Linked DNA regions of Homo sapiens: region 2 is linked to region 1. Evidence: read pairs that join two places in POLR2A ChIA-PET (ENCODE). Cell type or tissue: endothelial cell of umbilical vein. All regions are shown on one strand. Each heading gives the region's core, and the rest is flanking DNA. Links, peaks and the distances in the headings are about the cores only. Region 1 overlaps CLNK (cytokine dependent hematopoietic cell linker). Region 2 overlaps WDR1 (WD repeat domain 1).

Region 1 (5,374 bases), core at 219-5,218:
CTGCCTCCAGGAGTCTTGGATCTTCTCATGCACAAATATTTCCTCTGCTGCTCTTCTGTGTGAGGGTCTTGACAGGTGGTCCCTAATGTCAGGAAATCCAGAGTTTTGGTAGAAGTTATGCATGCAAATGATGACTGTGCAGGTGGCAGTCACTGAAAACCAAAGTCTGATCCATTTCAATGGAGAACCGAGGGCCTTACTGTGAGTCAGAAGAAGCTAGAAGACAGGAATGCAGCCCAGGTGGACCCCAGGGACTGGAAGGAGATCAGAGAATGGGCTACCTCCTGACCAATAAGGAGTTCTGACTAAGTATGAACCCAACAGGCAGCTGTTAGAGCTGAGTACCAAGGGAAAATAGGGCCAGAGCCAGGTAGACTGTCCTGAAACCAGGCAGCCATTCAAATCAGGAGTAAATAAAGGTAGGAGTATGGGGAAAAGAGAAGCAGGGGGGATGAGAGCCCCTTGCTCATTGGCTTGGTTCCCACTCACTTGGCTGTCAGCTTCACGAGGGCAGCACCTATCCTGTCTTGTTTAACGTGACCCAGGCCTGTTATGAACTGAATGTTTGTGTCCTTTAAGTTCCTACGTCAAAATTCCAACTACCAATGATGGTATTGTTAAGTGGGGCCCTTGAGGCCCTCATGAATGAGATTAGTGCTCTTCTAAGAAGAAATGTAAGAGAGATGATTTTTTTGGCCACGTGAGGATACCACAGGGAAACAGCTCTCTGCAAATCAGGAAACAGGCTCTCACCAAACGCCAGTTCTAAGGGTAGCTTGATTTTGGACTTTTCAGCCTACAGAACTATGAGGGATAAATGTTTGCTATTCAAGCCCCCCAGCCTATGGTAATTTGTTATAGCAGCCCGAACTGACTCAGACAAGGCCTAATGCAATCCCCAGCCCACAGAGGCTACTTAATGCATAGTTGACTTCAGAATAACATGAGGGTTTTCTTCCCGATTTCAACACAGTTCAGTAAAGAATTTTCGTCATTGTTAAGGAGTTGGTTCCCATGACCCAGACACAGAGCCTTTTAGGAATAGTCAACAAGGATGCAAAAGGAGAGGCAAAAGGTTCGAGACGAAGCTGGGGGCTCAGAAAACACAGCTGTTGTTCACTAAGGAGAGAGCAAGCATCATTCTAGTTCACAGAGGAAACATGTTACATCCACCTAGACACATTTGGGAAAGATTATTGGAAAGGATGGCATCTGTGCTGGTACCAGAAGACCAAGGAGAGTTGGAAGATGTAGAGATGGGAGAAGAGGAGGAGAAGAGAGGGAATGGGCCTAGCAGGCCGAGGAGACTGCATGAGCAATCTGCATCTCAAGTTGCTGTATTTCAGCTGAGCAGGAAGTTCAGTTTGCGTGGACTGTAGGTTGCAAAACAAAATTGAAGAGTTGAAATGATAACTAAGATAAAATTGTAAAAGATCTTTGAGTGGAAAGGGATTAGTGTCAAGGAGATCAATGGAGGAATTCTTGCAGGGGTCCGGGAGAAAGATCAAGAGGCTTTGGTAAGCACAGGACACTCCAAGTTCTCATGTCATGTTACATATGCACATCTCTCCAAGTACATGGATTTTTTGGGACTCTTCTACTAGATTTTCAGCTGCTAATGATTCAGCACTCTTATTCCTCTCTGTTTAACACAGGTACAGTAAATTGCTCAGGATATTTTTCATGATTATCCACCATGGACAACATGAAACAGCCTCACCCTCTGATTTTACAGATTCAATAACCAGGGCTTATAGTTATGAATGGTTAAGTGATTTAGTTCAGTGACACAATGAGTTGATAAAATAGTTAGGGCTCAAATCTGAATCACACAGCCAAGCCCTCAGTCCTATTCAGCTGGCTGTCCCTGGACTCATTGTCCAGGATTGTGGCTGAAAACACCATAAATGGGAGGCACTGACAAGATGTATAGGACCCTCTGAGCAAGGTCCCTAATGCTGCAGCTGCTTCAGAATAGAAGCTTGTCTTCTATTTGAGCCATTTCCCTAACTTTGTGCTACAGACATATTGCCAGGCAAGACAAAAACAGCCTCCAAATTCAGTGGGTTGTGTTTCCTGGCATGCAAAGGCACAAGGAGATACTGTACTTTATAGGATTACAATCTCTGAGTAGGGTTTGCAATCATGCCTTATCATCAGTGTCTGCTTCCCAGCAAATGAAGCTTCCTGCAAGATAGCAAGGCATGCGTTCATTGAAACAACCCAGATCAGGAGAGAGATTGTACTATGGCCAAATGATAGATAACAAGACCCACTGTGTCTTCACTGGCAGCTCAAACTCCAGTATGACTCAGGTGGGGGAAAAGAGAGCATGCCACAGTGGGGCAACGGCAACCTACTAGGACCTTCTCACCTGTCCTTGTTCTTCTTACCAGAAACCAGCTCAAAGCCTTGCTCGACTCTTGTGAGCTCCATCAGCACAGAAACTCTATGGATGCACCTTTTCCCCCGTTCCTCAGACACCCAGTGTTGCCTAGAATGGACTACCAATCATCAACAGAGTCTGTTCATTGAAGTGACAGGTTTTGAACCAAGATATGTCTAACTATAGGACCCAAATGGCTAGAGCCCTGAACCATGGTTTTCTCATCTGTAACATCAGCACAATATGTGTATCTAATTTAAGAAGTTGTGACGATTAAATCAGCTCACCCAGGGCAGTACCCGCAACAACCTAGATGCTTACTACCTGTTAAAAACATTTTTTTTCTCCTGTATCTGTCAAGAAGCTGTTCCCAATGACTACAGCTTTATGATGTGTATTAGTCAGAGCTCTATAGAAAAACAGAATCAACTATGTGTGTGTGTATATATAGATATAGATATAGATATATAGATACAGTCATGCACCATATAACATTTAGGTGAATGATGGGCCTTCTATATGATGGTGACCCCATAAGATTATAATGGAGCTGCAAACTTCCTATCACCTAGTAATGCGGCAGCTGCTATAACATTGTAATGCAACACATTACTCACATGTTTGTGATGATGCTGGTGTAAACAAAACTGTGCTGCCAGCATATAAAAGCATATCACATACAATTACGTAAAGTACACAATACTTAGTAATAATAAATGACTATGTTACTGGTTTATATATTTACTAGACTATACTTTTTATTGTTATTTTAGAGTGTGCTCCTTTTACTTATATTAAAAAAAAAAAAGTTAACTGTAAAACAACCTCAGGCAGGTTCTTGAGGAGGGATTCCGGAAGAAGGCATTGATATCACAGGAAATGACAACTCCATGCGTGTCATTGCCCCTGACGACCTTCCAGTGGGACAAGGTGTTGGGGCGGCAGGTAGTGATGCCATTGACCCTGACCCTATGCAGGCCTAGGCTAAGGTGTGTGTTACTGTCTTAATTTTTTAACAAAAATGTTTAAAAAGTAATAAAAATTTTGAAAGTTTAAAATTAAATGTTTACAGAATAAGTATATAACAAGTATCTTCGTACAGCTATACAATGTGTTTTTGTTTTAAGTGTTATTACAAGAGTCAACATTTTTAAATTGAAATATTAATAACATAAAAAATTACAGTAAGCTAAGTTTAAAGAAAAGAATGTTTCTAAAATAAACATACAGAGTCTCCAAAGCCTACAGTAGTGTACAGTCATGTCCTAGGCCTTCACATTCACCCACCACTCACTCACTGACTCACCCAGAGCAAATTCCTGTCCTGCAAGCTTCATTCATGGTAAGTGCCTTATACAGGTATACCACTTCCTTTTCTTTTCTTTTCTTTTTTCTATTTTTTTTTTTTTTTTTGGACAGAGTCTTGCTCTGTCCCCAGGCTACAGTGCAGTGGTGTGATCTCAGCTCACTGCAACCTCTGCCTCCTGGCTTCAAGCGATTCTCCTGCCTCAGCCTCCCAAGTAGCTGAGACTACAGGTGTGCACCACCACGCCCAGCTAATTTTTGTATTTTTAGTAGAGACGGGGTTTTACCATGTTGGGCAGGATGGTCTCGATCTCCTGACCTTATGATCTACCCACCTTGGCCTCCCAAAGTGCTGCTGGGATTACAGGTGTGAGCCACCGTGCCCCACCCAGGTGTACCTTTTTTATCTTTTTTTAACTTATTTTTACTGTACCTTTCTATTTTTAGATATCTTTATATATACAAGTACCATTGTGTTACAATTGCCTACAGTATTCATTACAGTAACATGCTCTTTAGGTTTGTAGCCTAGGAGCAATAGGCTATACCGTATCACCTGGGTGTGTAGTAGGTTCCACCGTCTCGGTTTGTGTAAGTACACTCTACGATGTTCACACAAGGACACACTTCCCAGAACACATTCCCGTCATTAAGCGATGTGTCACTGTATATACATATGTATCCGTAGAGAGAGAGAGAGAAAGCAAGAGAGATTTATTTTAAGGAAATGTCTCACAAGCTTCTGGGAACTGGCAAGTTTGAAATCCGTAGGGCAGGCTGGCAGGCGAGAGATCCGGGTAAGAGTTGATGTTGTAGTCTTAAAACTAAATTCCACAGGGCAATAGGCTGGAAACTCAGGCAGGCTTTTTATGGTGCAGTCTTGAGGCATAATTTCTTCTTGTTCAGGAAACCCTAGTCTTTGTTATTAAGGCCTTCAGCTGATTGGATGAGGCCCACCCACATTATGAAGCATCATCTGCTTTAGTCAAAATCTACTGATTTAAATATTAATCACATCTAAGAAATAGCTTCACAGCAACGTCTACACTGGTGTTTGAACAAACAACTGGGCACCATAGCCTAGCCAAGTTGACTCACAAAATTAACCATCACACCATGAAACTGCAAAGGCAGTGAATAGGTGGGGAGTAGTGATTAAAACATCTCATTGCTGGAAATTCATTAGTGGACTTCCCTCTCAAGTTCCTATGTGAAGGGTTACAGCTCAAATTTTCAGGGGGCAGTCTCCTAATATAAAAATGTGAGATAATAGGGAATGAATGGTGGGGCTTGATGAACTTGAAAGAGTAGACCCCATACACACATATTTAAACTTAAAAAAAAAAAAAAAGCTGTGACAAGAAGCCTTTTTGTGCCCTTTACTTTTTCCAGGATGGGCAGATCAAGCACATGGATGTTGACTGGCATCTAGGCCATGGTGTATCATGACCCCAGAACCTTCCTTTAGTTGCTCAAGGAGAGTGCTAAAAATCTCCTCGGCTTAGAAGAAGCGTGTGCATGAATATGCAATTTGAAGGAAGTTTACACCTGGCACCCTTACAGCTTAGGGATCAAATGGAATGAACAAAATGGACATCGATCACTTGGCTACAGTTCTAGAACTGCAGCTTTGCCTCTTTGTAATTGAGTAAGCCACATTTCTGACCTGGCTGAAATATCTCA
Region 2 (5,374 bases), core at 152-5,151, 510 kb after region 1:
ACCCTGGGAGGGGGATGCGCTGATGTCTGTACTAACTTGCACTCGTGAGGGTTGAGCTCCCAGTAGGTGCCGGGCCCCGTGAGGGCTGGCTGCAGCCCCAGGTAAGGTAGAACTCCACATCACACTGGGTTTGTCACCAGGGCCCAGCACTCATGTATCTCCTCTGACGTCCTGAGTGCCTTGCCTGCTAGAACCCCAGCTCTCATGCCCACCTGCAGGCAGCAAGAAGGGGACAGAGTGAAAGAGCAACAGCACTTCTATTCGGGGTCCCTCACAGCAGCTGCCCCATGAAGCTGCCAGGGAGGCTGAACTGTTTCTTCCAGCTGGGCACCTCCCCCAAGGGTCTCTGATGGAGGAGGGAGGGGCAGTGGATGCTGGCTGGGTGGCACTGGGTGGCTACTGACCTCAGGGGCCTAGTGACTGGTGAGGTTGGTGCCGAAACCCAGGTTTTTTTAATTCAAGAGAGTCAGAGTCCCCCCTGCAGCACCATGGCTGGCCATAACCCCTTGAACTTGACAGTGGCATGTCTGTTCTTCACTGAATGGCACTTTCTCGTACATGTTCTAGTAGGTGTTTTTCCATGGCTTCTCAAGTCATTCCTGTTGGTCTTAATTCCTTCTTTTTTCAGTAGCAAATAGTAACTAAAACAGTGTTTTTGTTGAATGTCAGCCAAGAGCAGGGCATCTCATTCCTGTAGGGGATGGTAACTGTTCCCTCCCAATAGAACTGTAAGGAGAATGGTGAAGCTGTAAAGATAGCCCTGGGCCCTGTGGCGTGGGGCCCCACAGACACACACATGCATCCCCTTCCCGAAGGCGCCGGCTTGCCCCATCTTGTTCTTGGGTCCTTTGGACAAATGCCTTGTGGAGCCAGAACCCCAGTGCTTCCCTCATTTGTCCCTGTGGCGTTCTGAGCTGCCTGCTGACAGTCACTCCATCCTCTGTGCACTGGCAGCTCAGCTATCAGATTGCTTACCAGCCTTCTGGGATTGATTTTTTTTTTTTTTTTTTGTCTTCCACCTGTGTCATTGGGTCAAGGTTTGGAGCAGTCTTCCTCTGGGATAGTGGCTCTTCTGTGGGCGAGATTACAGGACACAACAAAGTCATCAACAGCGTGGACATCAAGCAGAGCCGGCCATACCGGCTGGCCACGGGAAGCGATGATAACTGCGCGGCATTCTTTGAGGGACCCCCATTCAAGTTCAAGTTCACAATTGGCGTAAGTGAACTTACTTTTTGGGTGAAATTTGTGGTTTGTACATGAGGCTAGCAGAGGCTGAGCCTGTTTAGATGCTGATGGCAGAGACCACAGCACATGCCACGTATGCCATGATACACAGAAGTGGGCTCCCAGGGGTGTGCAGAGAGAGGGAGGGCTCCCCCACCCAGCACTCGTCCTCCCCAGGCCCTCAGCTGGGCATGGATGGTTCCCACAAGGAAGGGCCCTGCCCTAGGATGATGTGTGCCTGTCGGGGATTGGGGCAGGAATGTCCCTGACCGTGTAACCAGGCAAGCATCTGGGGCTGGAGGTGCTCATTAGAGAGGGGAGCCTGCAGGGCCTGCTGTTAGCTGAGCCACCAAAGTGGCAGAGGAAGGGAGCTTGCGGGACATCCAGATTGGTCTCTCCTAGAGACAGTGAGGGCAGTGATGCGCCTGCAAAGTGACAAACGGTTAGAAGACTGAAAGATACTTTGTGGAAGAAATGTGCCAGAAATGCGGCAGGCTTTGGGTGTAGCTGGCAGCATCTCAGAGGCCCATGCCGTGCATGCGCCCCGCCTTAGGCACCCAGGCCTTGCCAAGCCTCCTCACTTCTCCCTTCTGCAAGACGGGGGTGTGCCGGGGCCAGCAGCATCTGAGGGTTTTGACTATGAATTTGAAGTAGGAGAGCCACCTGGCAGGTCTGGAGCATCTGTGATGCCCATTTTCCTGCCCCAGCTTTGTAGGAGTGAGGGGAGGAGCCCAGCAGCCAGTCTCAGCACAACCCCACGGCTCTGCCCTGGCTTTCCCCATCCCGCTTGTGCTTGCGCTGAGGATGGACAAGAACAATGGACCCGGAAATGCACATTTTAGGGACTGTTGATGTCCTTGGAGGAGGTTGTGTTTGCAGATTGGACCAAGTTCTCGGGACTCCTCTTGGAACCGTCAGTGGTTTCACTGTCTGCCTCATGGAGGATTAATGAGATCATGTCCTTAAAGTGGCTCAGTGAGGAGCACTGTCCATTTTAGTGACATCATGCCATGAATCATAAATAGCCTGCGCAGTGCAGCTGGAAAGGGCGAGGACGGGACCCACAAAGTGAGCAGAATTTCCAGAGACTGTTCTTGGCTTAGGGTACAGGAGGGGGCTTTCCAAGGATGCCCCGTTCGTAGTGAAACAGGCTTCATTTTGTCACGGAACCGCAGGCTGAGCTGGGCCTGGCTGGGCAGGTGAAAGCATAGGGAGGCTCCCTGTATGCAGCTGAACACGCGGCAGCTCTCAGACTCTGCTCTTGTGGCTACCACCTAATGGGTAGGTAGTGGAGACCTGGCTATTTTGGGAGCTGTATTGAAGGCTGTGGCTTCAGGCCATGTTTCTTCGCTAGGGTGGAGGCACTGCAGAGCAGGGTGAGTAATGCTGAGTCAGCTGCACACCCCATCTCAGCCCAGGGCAGGAGGAAGCAGCTCAGAGACTTCTGTGGTAGCTAGAAGCCGGCTGTGGGTGGGGGCTCCTTGGCCTGCCCTGGGAGGGATCATTTCCACTCTGCAGCTGTGCATTAAACCCAGCACAGGGTGCTCAGCAGGGTCAGGGGCACCAGTTTGTTCCAGGGGTGGGCTGGAGCCTGTCTTCTTCACCAGGCTGCTGTGCCCCTGTGTGCTTGCTTGGGGACTTGTCCAGAACATTCTTTCTCTTTAGTTGTCCTTTCTAACTTCAGAAAGGACTTCACCCCACTGCCCTGGCCCAGGAGTGTTGGGTACAAATGTCTGCCCAGCTAGCCCAGCTCCAGGGTGGGTACCACCATGTGTCTTGAAGTCTTTTGTGGAACCCACAACCATGGGCCCTGCCTGAGGACCTGGGAGAAATAGAAAGGGCTGTGGCCTGGCACAGAGCTAGGTGGCTGTGCCCCCCTCGGGTGAGTCATGCCTCTGGGCCCTCCCGGAAACAGGGTGACAGTGACCCTTGCGTGCTGCACCCTCAGCCACAGGGAGGGTGTGAGAGGCAGCAGTGACCATCCACATGCTCAGGAGACATGTGCGGACTCAACTGCCCACGCATAGGAAGGACAGGAAGGGTGCTCAGGGACCCCACACCTGCCCCCAAATACCTTCTGAGTTGCAGATACACTTTGGTGTGTATCTGCACTTAAGCCCTCCGGACCCCAGAGGAAAGCTGCGGTCGTGCTCTCCATGACCAACCCCAAGACAAAGGGAGCGCGTGCAGGCTGGGGGAAGTGAGAGGAGGTGTGAGTGCTAACATGAGGCCCAGCCACAGTCAGCTTTGAGGACATGGTGGGCTGAGCATCGCTGGGCTTCCTCCCGTATGTGGGCTCTTCTGATGTGGTCGGAAAGCCTGGGATGTGGAAGTTCTCAGGAATTAATTGAGCCTGTTATAGTAAAAGATTTTAAAACCATATGTGGGCATTTTTTATTTTAGAGGGAATTAAGTTCCACTTGCTGTGAAATCCACATAGCAGTGGTCTTTTTTCCCCAGATCTTTCATTCTGCAGCACATGACGGCTGAGTCTGGGCTGCCTTTGCCTCCGCACCAGCGCTCAGGCCTTGGTGGCCTTGCCTGCCGCCCCTCGCCTCCTGAGAATGAGCAGCTGTGGTGGCAACTCGGGCCTGTCTTCATCTGCGCCTTCTGCACCCACTCCCTGCAGAGGCCCCCTGTGGCCGGGACCAGGAAGCTGCCCTGAGCTTGGGGGTGCAGCGCTGGGGTGGCAGGTGCTTCCCTAGTTACCCAGGTGGGAGAGGGACTGGCGTATGACTGCGGAGGGACCAGCTGGGTCGTGTTGGAGCTGCTGCCTTGAAAAGGAACAAGGCATGTTCTGAAGGCGTTTCAGTACAAGCTGAAGCAGAACTCCATGATGCTGTGCCTGAGCTGAAATGCAAGCAGCATTCCCTGTGTGCCCCTCGTCCTGAGGGACCGTAGCCCAGCTTTGGTCTTCATTTGCCTGAATGAGGCTCCAGGAAGATGGGAGTGGAGGAACATTTGGCCTGGAATAAGCCTGGGTGCCGGCTCATTCCTACCCAGTGACATTGAAGACGCGGTAGGTGACCTGCGGAAGTAACTTCCGGGGTTACAGGAGAACGGTTCTGAAAGGAGACCCTGGGCACCGTGGTCTCGGGTCTCCAGCACTGGCATTTTGCGAACCCAGGGGTAGGTTCCCCTCAGAGGGTCTGACCGTGGCCTGAAAAAGGGAGGGTGGCGAGACCATCTCCCTGCCTTCCCCCATCTCACCCATGGGGATGTCTTCATGCCAGGCAGGCTCCTGGGATAGGTACTCCTGGATGGGTTTAAAGGCCCCACTGAGTTTCTCTCTGTTGTCTGCCTTCGCCATGCGCATTACTTGGGCCAGGTTCTTTGCCTCTCTGGCCATCCGCTTCCTCCGGTCGGGTGAGCAGTTGGTTTGGTGGTCTAGGATGACCACACGCCCCCTCTGGAGTGTGGCTCACAGCTGTGTGCATGTCCTAGGTCCCAGGAGTTGGTGGTGCACTGGATAGTTTGTGTCTAATGAAATGGTTACTTAGAGCAGCATGTCGTCCTGGGGGCTCAGCCTTATGATGCAGAACTGAGAACTCACTGCCAGATCTAACAAGCTGTGATTGTAGGTGGAAAAATGTTCAGCACGGAAGACTTCTGGCTTCCCTCACTGGGGTGCCACTGCTCCCTCTGTTCCATTGCCTCTGCCCTGCGGGGACCTCATACCTCACATAGTTCTCCCACTTGAGGCTGGAGCCAAGCAGGGCTGGAAACCTCAGCTGTGGCTGTTACCGGAAGTGCTGCCTTCCTGATAGATAAGGAAAATTTGAGCTCAAAACAGGCAAGGTTTCTGGTGGTTTTTCTTTTTCATATTTCCTCACTCAAGACAGGGCAGAGAGCAGATGTTTCAGCCCTTCTGGCATGTATGGTGGCTGCCTGGGCCATGCCCCTGTGATGGGCATGCAGGACCGCCTCCCTTGTCTTCAGCACGCGCCACCCCTCCTGTCGACTGGCCTTGCTCTTCACTGGGCTGATGGCTGACTCCTGAAAACTGGGGGCTGACAGCAGGGAGGGTGACCTGGCCCAGGTCACATGGCCAGTAGGTGCCCCAAGGACGGTTAGTTAGGATGAGCCTCTTGTCCCTTCATATGGTCCTTGTTCTCCAGGGAACATGGTGACTGAGCTGACCCGTCCC

Evidence for each region. Peaks named below come from ENCODE experiments on the same cell type or tissue, not always from the same donor. Only the 100,000 strongest peaks of a DNase experiment are listed, where the experiment ranks them.
Region 2: POLR2A ChIA-PET joins it to region 1 with 5 read pairs; 1 of 35 experiments calls an interaction of 5 or more read pairs at or near these places.

Annotation. Positions count from the first base shown.
Region 1 is chr4:10,604,251-10,609,624 of GRCh38, reverse strand. All of the region lies in intron 2 of CLNK (cytokine dependent hematopoietic cell linker), which reads left to right. Among named protein-coding and RNA genes, the nearest start is that of CLNK, 78 kb to the left of the region's middle. In endothelial cell of umbilical vein, for the core only: no CTCF peak of the experiment used is centred there; no DNase peak of the experiment used is centred there; H3K27ac peaks cover 723 bases.
Region 2 is chr4:10,093,555-10,098,928 of GRCh38, reverse strand. It overlaps WDR1 (WD repeat domain 1), which reads left to right. Exons shown (of 15, transcript NM_017491.5): 5 at 1,038-1,218. Among named protein-coding and RNA genes, the nearest start is that of MIR3138, 18 kb to the right of the region's middle. RefSeq lists enhancers at 2,208-2,697, 2,102-3,301, 3,879-4,649. In endothelial cell of umbilical vein, for the core only: no CTCF peak of the experiment used is centred there; DNase peaks (open chromatin) are centred at 2,258, 2,618 and 4,968; H3K27ac peaks cover 3,989 bases.